Linked DNA regions of Mus musculus: region 2 is linked to region 1. Evidence: chromatin loops called from intact Hi-C (ENCODE). Cell type or tissue: gastrocnemius. All regions are shown on one strand. Each heading gives the region's core, and the rest is flanking DNA. Links, peaks and the distances in the headings are about the cores only.

The links. Peaks named below come from ENCODE experiments on the same cell type or tissue, not always from the same donor. Only the 100,000 strongest peaks of a DNase experiment are listed, where the experiment ranks them.
Region 2: it touches region 1 in a loop (2.3-fold over the local background); 4 of 42 quality-filtered maps call a loop at or near these places.

The regions. Positions count from the first base shown.
Region 1 is chr8:69,916,300-69,921,299 of GRCm38, reverse strand. Gatad2a (GATA zinc finger domain containing 2A) reads left to right here. Exons shown (of 13, transcript NM_001113346.1): 4 at 3,222-3,354; 5 at 3,446-3,577; 6 at 3,768-3,857; 7 at 4,600-4,731; 8 at 4,852-5,000. Among named protein-coding and RNA genes, the nearest start is that of Tssk6, 17 kb to the right of the region's middle. In gastrocnemius, for the core only: a CTCF peak has its summit at 2,164 (motif pointing left); DNase peaks (open chromatin) are centred at 800 and 2,143; H3K4me3 peaks cover 363 bases; H3K27ac peaks cover 2,341 bases.
Region 2 is chr8:70,237,524-70,245,428 of GRCm38, reverse strand. It overlaps Sugp2 (SURP and G patch domain containing 2), which reads right to left. Exons shown (of 11, transcript NM_172755.4): 3 at 1,373-2,938. Among named protein-coding and RNA genes, the nearest start is that of Armc6, 7.1 kb to the right of the region's middle. In gastrocnemius, for the core only: a CTCF peak has its summit at 4,584; no DNase peak of the experiment used is centred there.

The sequences.
Region 1 (5,000 bases), core at 1-5,000:
TTGGTGGACAGACTTGTGAGTCAAGCTAGTCTGTGTTGTGGTGCAAGGTTTGGGTGCAGAAGAGTAGGTGTATAGGCCATGACAGCCAAGCTGGCCCTGAGGAGGACTTGGTCCTCAGTTGATGTAGGTGTTCTTCCTCCTCCGATCAGATTGAAGAGACATGGATAGGATCCAAGCACCTCCTCTGATGTGGGCTATCCCAGTGCTCAGCCCCTTCTCCAGGACACAGCACACATTCCTGGTAGGAGACAGCTTTTGGTGCTAATGGCCAGACTGGCTGGCTTCTGGAGATTTTTACTGGTGATGTGAAGCTACTTCATCACTGTGTGTTTTCAACATAGACAGGTAGGACAGGTTCACACAGCATCCAGAAAAAGCAGTTGTCCCTGCCGGCCTGGCCGTGCTCCAGAGCTCTCCATGTCACTCTTCATTTTACTCTTATGCCTATGGGTTTCATGAAAGGCTCCCTCTGAAATTGTGCCTGTGATTGATCCATGTATTCTGGTTCCTAAGTTAAAAGCTATCTAGAAAAGTGCAGAGAATCTTGAAGGTATTTCTGTTAAAAGCTGAGCTTCGGAAAGCCTTTCAGTTTGGAAGGGAGAGGGGCTTGTGGTTTCCTCTGTTTTTTGTAGGAGATGACCACAGGCGACTGGATGCCTGGAGGCTGCACAGAAAGGGGAAAGTGGAGCCTCCATTTTCTGACAGCACCTGAACCCTTACCTCTCTTCTCAAAATGAAGGCCGTGTGTCACAAACCGGTTAGAACTGCCCGTTGCCATGGTTTTCACGTTGGAAGGCACAGTTAAAGGGTCACATGACCAGAGAGGGAAATGCCTTTGTCACATGACTTTTTGGTGGCCTGATTAGCATAGAGGAAGTTCACTCCGGGCAGGCTGGCTGCTGCTGGGATGCTGAGTGATACTGATAGCAGTGACATCATCTCTGAAATTGATTAGTTGGGGCCCAGGATGGGGTCAGAGAGCAACAGTGGTCAGGGCTGTCTTCCAAGGAAGCCTAAGTCCAGGATGGTCTCTGCCCCAGCAGTGCCCTCATTCCTCACAGACATCTCAAATTTTATTAGACGACTCACCTCAGAAAGATAGGAAAGAGATAAACTCCACAGTTGGGTGTCCTTTGGTCTGCCTAGAAAGCCAGTCCTAGACTGTAACTCTGTCATAGGTGCCTCTTAAGCCCAGCTGTTAATTCACTTGGGCACCCCCCTGGGCCAGTACCACAGCCACGGCACTGGGCTGCTCCTCTGCTACACAATATACAGTTGGTGGCATGCACAGTCAGTGGACCTGGAATTGAAGCTGTCTGATCACCTTGAAACCTGACCTCGGGTGAGGGCCGGTGGGAATGTTGGAGGAGAGATTGACTTGGAGTGTTTGAAGAGACCCGAGGGAGACAGATGCCCAGGGTCTCTTTTTTTAAGCTGTTTTGTTGTTTGTTTGTTTGTTTGTTTTTAAAGATTCATGTATTTGTATATTATTTATTTTTGTACAACAGTGCTTTGCCTGTATGTACGTCTCTGTGAGGGTGTCAGATACCCTGGAACTGAAAATTCAGAAACTTATGAGCTGCTGTGTGGGTGCTGAGAATTGAGCCCTGGTCCTCTGGAAGAGTAGCCAGTGCTTTTAACTGTGGAGCCATCTCACTAGCTCTCTCAATTTTTTTAAATAATTTGTTTGTTTTGTGTGCATTGTTATTTTGCCTGCTTGTGTGTCTGAGTGAGGCTGTCCAAATCCCTGGAATTTAAGTTACAGTAGTGAGCTGTCTTGTGGGTTCTGAGATTTAAACCTATGTTGTCTTAATCACAGAGCCATTTCTCCAGCCCTTCCAGGGTCTCTTTTAAATGACTGGTTTCTGGGCTGCCGAAGCCTGACTCTCAAGAACCTCCAGGCTTAAGCCTTCAGGCTGTGGCCAGTGTGCACGTATAGCTGTCATGTGGGAATCAGGAAGCCAGCCAGATGCTGGCTGGTCAGCCTCTGCCCACCATGCCACTCTTCTTGAGAATACAGCTGGCAGGAACCAGTGGTGGGGACCCAAAGAGTCTTCACCTAGTGACTCACCTCACCCTGCTCAAACCCAAACCACAGAGACAGATCTGCACTGTGACTTCCACCTAACTTTATCCTGTGTCACAGTGCCATCTAGTGGACATATTCTGAGCTGCTTTCCACAAGCAAGTTGGTACTTGCTTGGGTGCTGGGATACACACCAAGGGGCAGTTTAGATTGTCCACTGTGGGCAGTACTTTTTCTAGGACTTAGTGCTCCTCCCACCTCCTTCCTGTGTTACAGCAACAGAGCACACTGGCTTTAAGGATTTAGAAGCAACAGATGTGTATGCCCTCTGATACCCTTCACAAAGAGGGAGGTCTAATTTTGGGGTGCTCCTGTGTGGGTTAACTGATGTAGGCTATATTATAGCCACTGGTCTTTAGCCAGTGTGGGAAGAGTGGTCAGTGTTGTGGACCTGTGCATCTGACAGTGTGTACCACCCCTGCTACAACTGAGCTCCTAGGGAGACTGGCTGTTTGCTCACAGGGAAAAGTGAACTTCCTACACCACAGGATGTGTGTTAGAAGGTTGGTCACAGTGGTGAGTGTTCCATGATGTAACTTCTTCTGAGACTTGAGTGTGCAGGGTTGAGGGCAGAGCCATCACACTCTGTAGACCTGAGCATGAAGTCAGTGAGAGTGGTTCTTTTGAGTTTGAAAACTTGTAGCCACTGCAGCCACTTATGTGTGTCCTAGGTAGGACAATGCAGCAGATGGCCCCAGGTCCCCTTGTGAGGTAGAGAGCAAAAGCTAACAGTACATCATTGTGCTTTTTGGTCTTCTGGGGGGCTGTATGGGACTGGGTTAAGAGAGGGGTGGGCTTCCCATTGGGTAGTTCCCAATGTGAGACCTTGGCTTTGGAGTGCTCACGTCCATCCTACCCAGCACTCAGGAGCTGAGATAGCAGACCAAGATCTGAAGCTCTGTTTACTTGTGACAGAGCTCTGGGGTCGAGTAGCACTTTCTGAAGCATCCATGCTACACCTGAGTACTCAGAGATGGAGCACACCATCTGGTGTGTATGGCCCTAATGACCAGTGATGATACCCATGGTGCCCACGGTGGCAAGAGGAGGCACCTAGGGGTGATTGGGCATCTGGGGTAGTCTGGCCTGCCTGGTACTCTGCCCTGCTAAGCACCTGCTTATCTCCATTTGACAGTGACATGAAGTCTGAGAAGAGACCTCCCTCGCCTGATGTGATTGTGCTCTCTGACAGTGAGCAGCCATCGAGCCCAAGGGTGAATGGCCTGACCACAGTAGCCTTGAAAGACACCAGCACTGAGGCGCTCTTGGTGAGCCTTGGCAGAGCCTGGAAGCCCCACCACCCCACCTTGCAGAGCTTCTGCTGAGGCTTTCCCCAATTTTGTGCTTTTGCTCTCCTAGAAAAGCAGCCCAGAAGAACGAGAGCGGATGATCAAGCAGCTGAAGGAGGAGCTGAGGCTAGAGGAAGCAAAACTGGTCTTGTTGAAGAAGCTGCGGCAGAGTCAGATACAGAAGGAAGCCACCGCACAGAAGGTGCCTGTGCTCTACTGCCCCAGACCCCAGAGAGGCTGGCCCAGGGCAGAGGCTCGACCCACGGGCGGGATGGCAGGCAGTGTATGGCGTTAGGGAGCAAGCAGAAAGTAATTCGGGGTGGGGGGGTGCGTGCGTGCGTGCGTGTAACTTTACACACCAACTCCTTTTGATGTCTCTTGCTATCTTATAGCCTACAGCTTCCTCAGGGAGCACTGTGACCACCCCTCCCCCACTCGTGCGGGGTACCCAGAACATTCCTGCTGGCAAGACCTCACTTCAGGTTCGTGCGCCCTTCTGCTTGTTGCCCTGCACCACCTCCGTTTATAGTCAGGCTCCAAACACTGCCTGCTCCTCCCAAGTAAAGAAGCATGGGGCTCCCACAGACTAAAGGACCAGAGTGTCACATGCGCCCCAAATTACACCACCAAACTAGGCTACTATGAATGTCGCAGACTGGTCAGTGGTGATTGAGCAGTAAGACTGAAAGATTGGCTAGAGTGGGTCGCTCCGCTCAGGCCTCTGCCCACAGACTCTGGGGCCTCTGTCACACTCTCGTATTACCTTCCTCTGAGTTCCCATGGCTCCTGCTAGAGTAATGTATACAAAAAATAGGCATTTCAGTTTATCTTGGGTTTGTAATTAGTTAAAACAAAAACCAACCTAGGTCTGTGGCTTCATTGGTTGAATGTGTGCCTCATGTTACAGAGCCCTAAGGTGAAGCCAGATGCTCACACCTTTAATCCTAGCACACAGGAGGCAAAGGCAGGTGGATGGATCTCTTGTCAGTTTGTTCTACTGCGTTCTAGAACAGCTGAAGCTGTTACACAGAGAAACCCTGTCTCAAAAAAGAAAAAGAAAAAAGAAAAAACAAATTAAAGAAAGCTGGCAGTTCCATCCCTATTACCACATATATTAAGATGTTGCCTTAAGCCTCTCATCTCAGCACTGGAGAGGTAAAGGCTGAAGGAATTCTAAGAGGAAAGGAATACTCACATAAACCTGGGCATCGGTGTCTTTGACAGACCTCCTCCACTCGAATACCCGGCAGCATCATCCCACCACCACTGGTCCGAGGTGGGCAGCAGGTGTCTGCCAAACTGGGACCACAGGCCAGCTCTCAAGTAGTCATGCCACCGCTTGTCAGGGGGGCCCAGGTGAGTCAGGTATGTGAGCTGTATGTATGCTGGGGCAGGGCCAAGTGCCCACCCCTTCTGTGGTCTGCCAGGGTTGGTTTGTCTTAGTGGCATTTCTTGTCCCCTATCTCCTCCCAGCAGATTCACAACATCAGACAGCATTCCTCTACGGGGCCACCACCCCTCCTCCTGGCCCCCCGTGCCTCAGTGCCCAGCATGCAGATTCAGGGACAGAGGATCATCCAGCAGGGACTTATCCGTGTCGCCAATGTCCCCAACACCAGTCTGCT
Region 2 (7,905 bases), core at 1,703-6,702, 320 kb before region 1:
CCCATGCTGAAGGGGGTCATGCATACATTGTTCCTAGTGAAGGCCAGCCAGTTTTGTACCTCCTTCCCACATGGGTCTCTTTTCAAAGTAATCTTGAAGCTGGGGATCTGGGCTTAGTGGATACAGCACTTGTATAGCATGTACAAAGCCCTGGGCTCTATCCCTGGGACCTCAGAAAGCAGGGGCAGGGGACATAGTACATTCTGTCATCTCAAAACTCAAAAGTAGAGGCAGAAAGATCAGAAGTTTGAGGTCAGCCTGGTTTACATAAGACTGCCTCAAAACAAAGGGAAAAATAATTGGGTCCTTGAGTTTTCTAGTCTCAACATTTTAAAAAGGTGTATAAAAATCTCAGAGAGGGGATGGCAGGTAACAGCACATGCTACTATTCTGCAAAGGATCAAGTTCTAGTCTCATCACTTATGTTATGCAGCACACAAATGCCTGTAATTCCAGCTCCACAGGACCTGGAGCTGGAGGTTCTTCTGATCTTCATCAGTTCCTACACATATGTAGTGTACATACTCAGGCAAGTATATGTAAAAAAGCAAATGTTTTATACATATATATAATCTCAAAAGAGAGGGTAGGGTCAGTGAGGACCTGTATTTGATCTTAGGTCTGTCATAAAAAATGCAAGGTGAGGCGATGCATGCATATTGGAGAACCAGGAAGGTAGAGAGAGGAGGCCCACTGGGCCCTGCTGTCTAGCCTAATTAGTGAGCTTCAGGTTCAGTGAGAGACCATGTCTTTTTTTTTTTTTTTTTTAAAAAGGCAGGTAGGTCTCTGAATTTCAGGCCAGCCTGGTCTACAGAGTGAGTTCCAGAACAGCCAGGGCTACACAGAGAAACCTTTTCTTTTTTTTTTTTTTTTTTTTTTAAAGATTTATTTATTATTATATGTAAGTACACTGAAGCTGTCTTCAGACACACCAGAAGTAGGCGTCAGATCTCGTTACAGATGGTTGTGAGCCACCATGTGGTTGCTGGGACTTGAACACTGGACCTTTGGAAGAGCAGTCGGGTGCTCTTACCCACTGAGCCATCACACCAGCCGAGAGACCATGTCTTAAAGGTAGTGGACAGCCTTCCTGAAGAACAACACTTGAGGCTGTCTTGTAGCCTTCAGACACATGCATTTGCCTGCACCCTGCACACTTCTTTCAAAACCTCAGGACAGCAAGATGACTCAGTGGGTCAAAGCACTTAAAGTCAAGCCTGATGACTGGATTTTAGTCCCTGGAACCCTCTGGCAGAAGGAAAGAACTGATTCCTTCGCACGCATGCACGCACGCACGCACACGCACACTGAATAAAAGTACTGTAGCATTGGGGTAATGATGACATTGTTTAAAAAAAAATAAAACCCTTACCTTGGCTCAGAGTGCTCGAAGCCCAGGTCTGAGCTGTGGTTTTCTGTTCTCGGGACTCTGGGGGCACAGCTCTCTTGAGCTGGAGGGGATAGCCACTGGCCATGAGCCAGGCCTTCAGGTGGTCTATGTACTCCCTTCCGAACAAAGTGGAATCTTCAAAATTTGGGAAGTAGGCCGGGGATGGAGCGATGTCTTGGAGGCCCACAGCCTCTAGGATCTTCTCCTGCCGGAAGGAAGAAGCCAAGGAGAAGGTCTGGCCTAAGAGGGCCAGGGACTTCCTGCAAAGAGAGTTGGTGGTCTCCAGGGCCATAGCCAGGTCCAATGGGCTAGTGAGGGTCTTCATCTTGACACTCAGTTCATAGGCATTACAGGCCATGAGTAAGGGTGTGACGCCCTTCAGCAGTCGGTCCTGGAGCCGCATGATGGACTTGTCGAAGGGCTTGATGATCTCAAAAAAGCAGTTTTTGGTCTTCACAGCACCTTTGTCTAAAAGCATGTTTAAAAACTCATTATCAACTCGGGGCGTTTTCAGAGCAGAGTGCTTTAGAAACTTGATGGTAAAAAAGCAGAAATCTCTATGCTCCGGCTTCAAGGAGCATTTGAAGGAGGCCAGCATCTTGGCACAGGTCTCAGTTTCCAGTTCAAAAAGAGTCTGGAAGAGTTGGGAGAACTTCAGGTCATCCTTGATAGTGTGGAATCCTGCCCACTTGATGATCTCTATGCCAAACCTTGAGAACACATCTGCCTTGTCTATGGCATCAAAACCCATCTTCCTTCTGGGCAAGCCAAGGGTCCTAAGGTCCAGCCCCAAAGGAATCTTCAGAGCAGCGAACTGGATTTCATCTAGCACTGGACTTGTCCCAATGGTCACATCAGGACTTGGAGTGGGTTTCTGGATTTGGTTAGTGCCCTGAGGTTTGGAAGTAATACGACTGGCAACAGGTATTTTCTTCGTGGTCATGCTTTTCAGTGTGATAAGCTTCCCAACACCCTTTGCTCCAAGCAGACCCTGGGTGTCCCCCTTTCCTAGTAGAGTGCCTTCCTGGTCAGCTATGTTTAGAGATCGGCCTCTGGTCAGGACTTGCCCACTGCTTCTAGACACAGAGTCCACCTCCCCAGGATGGTCCAGGTCATAATCCCGACTTTCCTTCTCCATCCGCCTGGAGGAGGCCAAGTCTCCTAACAATGAGGGCCCAAAACCATATTCCTGTGACCAGGAGGATTCTTGAGAAACTGAGTGGCCCAAGTCTTGTTCCCAAGAGCCACGGAGCGCAAGTTTCCAGTCCTGAGAAGGAAAATGTCCCAGATTCCGGTGGCCAAAACTCTGGTCCCGGGAGTCAGTATGGGCTGGTTCCAGATCCCGGCCACATTCTTTGCGAAGATAGCTGTCTTCACCAACCGACTGGTTGCTAGATCTGAAGGAGGGTCCCACAAACATGTCACCTCTCAGACCCTCTCTTCCCATGTCTAGTGAATACACTCCAGATCCACTGGCGGAGTACCTGCTATCACCATGAATGTCCTCATAGACATCTGCTCTGGCTCTTGAGCCTGTCCTTAGGAGATCTGAAATAGATGGCCAGACAAACAGAAGGCACTTTAGAGCATGGACTCTAGACAGGTGTGAGGTGCAAACAATCTACTCTAATATTGCTTAAAATGGGTAGAGAGGCATCAGGATGGCTTAGTGCTTACCATGCAAGTGTGAGGACGTGAGATCAGAACCCACTGAAAAACCAAACAGGCGTGGGTGCCTGTAATCTCCCATTCTCAGGAAGTAGAGACAAGGAATCCCTGAGGCAAGCTGGCCAGCCACAGTGGCCAAAATTGGTGACTCCAGGTTCAGGAAGAGCCACAGTTTCAATAAATAAAGTGGAAAATGACTGGGGAAGATACCTGCACACACAGAGCACCCAGGTGTACACAGACAACGTGTGCACACACCCCGCCCCCCCACACCAATAAGAAAATGTCTATGGTGCCACCTCCAGCTCTCCACTAGCCAATCTGCACTGACCCACTGAGACCTGCAGTCATATATTCAACCAAGCCAGAGTAAAAATACATGGGAAACTTGTACCTGCATCAGTGTGGCCTTTCCCAGCATTCTCCCTATACAACAGCAGAAAGCACTGCCACCCACAGTTCCTGGTTATATTTGAGAGGATTCAAAACACATGGAAGAGGAGCACCTCTGTGCTGTGCAGATACCGCCATGCCATTGCATATTAAGGGGAAGCATCTTCTAAGCTTGCACTATATAGGGGCTAGAAATCCATGTGTGGGGCAGTGGATGGGGCCACCAGACAGAAGGACTTGTAAGGTAGTAGCAAAGTTCAGAACCCTGATAAAGCTCATAACTGAGAATGGCAGGAGTTCAAACTAGCTCCTGATCAGATTCCTGTCCTGGAACCACAATAAGTGGAGCATGACAAATGGTCACATAGTGTAGTGCCGTCTAGAGTTCTCCATGTTAATGAGGTATCCAGGGGCCTCCAAGTGTAGCCAATGAACATCCCTTCCCAGGCATCCTCATCTACCATGAATCTCCCCCCCCTACACACACAGCAGGGGCTTATCACAGGCCTTCAGGGCCTTATTCCCAACTTGTCACGGTTTCCAGCGATGCCTGGGTAAACAGGAAGATGGGAGCCCTGTTCTCAACTCTGAGTTTCCCAGCAGCATCTGTGTACACAGGAGGTTGAGAACCACACCCATGTCCTATGGGCAATTAGGAGTGATCACACTTATGAAGACATGTCTGTAAGCACCAGGCTTGAGCTTACCTGCTACCCGCTGTGGCCATTAGCCAAGACAGGACAATGGGTGACTCTTGAGGCACACATTAGCATCAGACACAGGCTCCCAAACTCATCACCAGCCCCCACCCCAACGTCACTCCACCCACACTTTAGAGAAGGGTCTATGAAGCCTGGATCTTCCACTGTGCCTGGCCCACTTCAGAGTTTTCATTTCTTTTTTTTTTTTTTGTTTTTTTCGAGACAGGGTTTCTCTGTGTAGCCCTGGCTGTCCTGGAACTCACTCTGTAGACCAGGCTGGCCTCGAACTCAGAAATCTGCCTGCCTCTGCCTCCCAAGTGATGAGGTTAAAGGCGTGCGCCACTTCTGTCTCAGAAGTTTTATAAGGCTGCTGCTCTTATTGCCTCCTGGAGGACTTCCTATCCCACACTGCCACTGGGAGGCAGCAGCAGCCTAACCCTAACCCACACCCAGGACAGCTGAGCAGGCAAAGGCCTGACCCCTGACCCCAAAGTGGTAGAAAGGCCTGCCTGGCATTAACCCTCATCTCTCTGGGGTTGAAATAGAGCCAGAGGCAAGTAGAAGTCACACTAAGTAAGGCTATGTCGGAGAGTCAAGTGTCATTCAGGGATGGGGGGGGTGGTTACACAGACGTCATTGTAGTTCCATCTGGACACAAAAAGAAACGCTGCAAGAAGCTGCCCCCAAAAGCTATCCATGGTGACAGCAGGGCCCAGGCATCTTTCTCGCAGTTGGATTTTAAAACAAAACCTACAATAAAGTAAAAAAAGAAAAAAAAAATCTGACAAAAAGGTACTGGTTACAAACACCTGGAAGGCCATCATTCAGGAGCTGAGGGGAGATAGGACTGAGCTTCAAGGCTAGCCTGAACAAGCAAGAAGACCTGTATCTCATCTTAGGACCCATATTAAATATGTATCAGCATTAAGTCTATAACCCCAGTGGTGGGAAGGCAGGGACAGGAAATCTCAGGGTCCACTGGCTAGCCCATCTAGCCACATCAGTAAGCACCTAGTATCTCAAAAGTCAAGGTGGGTTACTCTTACACATTACTAAGTCCAGCCACAGCACAAGGTACAACCTTGGCTGTCTCTGGAACCTAGCCTCTGTGCTCTCAGAAAATACTTCCCAGGAGATATCACCTCATTGATGCTGGCCTCTTCTTAATCATCACTAATTTCTTAGCTCCAGCTTTAGCTTGTACTTGTGGCTGGACTTAGTAATGTGTAAGAGTTACCCAGGTGGTAGTGGTTTTGAAGGCATGAAGGGGTCATGAAGAACAGCTGGGGCTTGGCACTGTGAGAAAACATGGAAGGCCATTGGTGAAGGTGCAGCCTCAGTTGCAATTGATGGCCCAGGACTGAAGGGGTCATGCAATAGAGTTGAGGCTTCACACCATAAAGAGAGCCTATGAGAGGTTATTGGTGAAGCCTAGTTGCAGCAACAGACAGCAGAGTTTTGGAGATGCCAGTACCATGAAATGACCACCAAGAACAGCAGCAACAGTGGAGTACAGGCAGCTGGAGCCTAGAAGACAAGGTGTGTGCTACAAAGGGCAGAGCTGGAGAAGTGACCCAAGCCCTTGGAGGAATCCAGAAGATCGTGAGTGGATCCCAGACATTGAACAGTTGGAGTCTGATTTTCCTTTTGATTGTGACTATGCCCTGATATTTTTCCCTGTTGAAGGAAGAAAGTATTTTAGTGGAGCCCACAGTTAAGAGACTTTTCATTGTAAAAAGACTTTGAATTTTAAAAGACATTGGATATTTTAAAGGGATTGAAATTTTAAGAATTTGCAAAGACTGTGGGACTTTTAAAGTTATTTAGATCTTGGAGATGAATAAGAAAGTGAGGGTTGAGGCTTAATAGCGATGAGTTTGTGTGTCAACTTGACAAGGGGTCAAATGTACTGGCTGGTTTGGTCAACTTGACACAAGCTATCACAGAGAAAGGAGCTTCAGGTGCCAAGTAGGAAATGCTGCCATGAGATCCAGCTGTAAGGCATTTTCTCAGTTAGTGATCAAATGAGGAGAAGGACCATTGTGGGTGGGACCATCTCTGGGCTGGTTGTCTTGGGTTTTACAAGAAAGCAAGCTGAGCAAGTCAGGGGAAGCAAGCCAGTAAAGAACATCCCTCCATGGCCTCTGCATCAGCTCTTGCTTCCTGACCTGCATGAGTTCCAGTCCTGACTTCCTTTGGTCAGCAATATGGAAAGTGTAATCTGAATAAACCCTTTCCTCTCTAACTTTCTTCTTGGTCATGATATTTGTGCAGGAATAGAAACCCTGACTAAGATACCCCCTTCCCCCTCCCAATAAAAAGACAAGAAAATGAACAGGTACTATGTATTAGAGTAATTGAAGAAAACACAAAAACCCACACTCATGGGCAAATACAAGTTCCCTTCTTTAGCAAGCACAGAAGTGTACACAGTAGGCACTGCCGTTACCAAGGGAAAGAGGTGGCTCAGTGGCAGAGCCCTTGTCTAGTACATATCTGGTCCTGAGTTCACTCTGAGCTCAGAAAAGAACACCCTCCACCCCCATGTATATGCATACACTGGTGGAAGGTGGGTACCAAGCAGGGTGATCCAATGGGCAGGAATACAGTGGGAAATGCTATTCTAAGACACTCTCATCATGTGTGAAGGGGAGGGGTGGGGGCAGACATAGAGCCCCACCAGCAAGAAACAAACTGAAATCATTTTTGGGCATGACTGTGGTCTTGGTGCAGTCAAGGTGGCAGAGTTAAGAGGCAAGAACAGAGCCAGGCAGTGGTGGCACACGCCTTTAATCCCAGCACTTGAGAAACAGAGGCAGGAGAATCTCTGAGTTTGAAACCAGCCTGGACTACAGAGTGAGTTCTGGGACAGCCAGGGCTACACAGAGAAATCCTGTCTCAGAAGACAAAAACAACTAATCAATCAAACAAAACAAACAAACAAAAAAGAGGCAGGAATCATGGCTGTATCATGCATTTCCTATGCCAGATTTACAGAAAAGAAAAATGTCCAGGATCAAGCAGAAGCCAAAGAAAGGATAACTGATAACATACAGCCTTGTTCCAAAACTAAGCGGCACTCTGTAAGGCCTGCTGTTTCTCTGCCAATCAGTTTTTCTTTTTCTTTCTTTCTGAGGCAGAGTCAAGCTGACCTCAAACTCACAGGGATCATGCTGCCTCATGCTGATACTATGTATCAGAACACAAGCCTTCACTAGTCTTCCTGAGGAAATTAAGATGTGATGTGTGGGGAGATAGCACAGTGGTTAAGAATGCTTGCTGTGCAAGCGAGTTAAAATTCCTACCACCCACAAAAGGGCCAGCCATGTCTGAACAAGCTGCAGCTACAGCACTAGAGTGAGGGTCACTGGCCAGCCAGTCTAGCTGAAATAAACAGGGAGCTTCAGCTTCAGTGAGTAACCTTGTGTCCCCCCCCCTTCCCCACCCCAGAACAACAAAAACTAGTAAATTAGTCAGGCTTTTAATCCCAGCACTTGAGAAGCAGGAGGATTTCATTGAGTTCAAGGTTAACCTGGTCTACATAGCAAGCTCCATGACAGGTAGGACTATATATAGCAGTGTTTTTGAACCTGTGGGTCAGGACCTCTTTCAGAAGAGTCCCCGAAGACCCATCAGAAAACAGACGTGATGTATGGCACTAGAGTATTATGGCATGTTCAATCTTTTGATATTGCAATGTTAGGTTGTAATCTATAAAGTTTACACTGGAAAACTAATCAAGCTTAAAAAAAG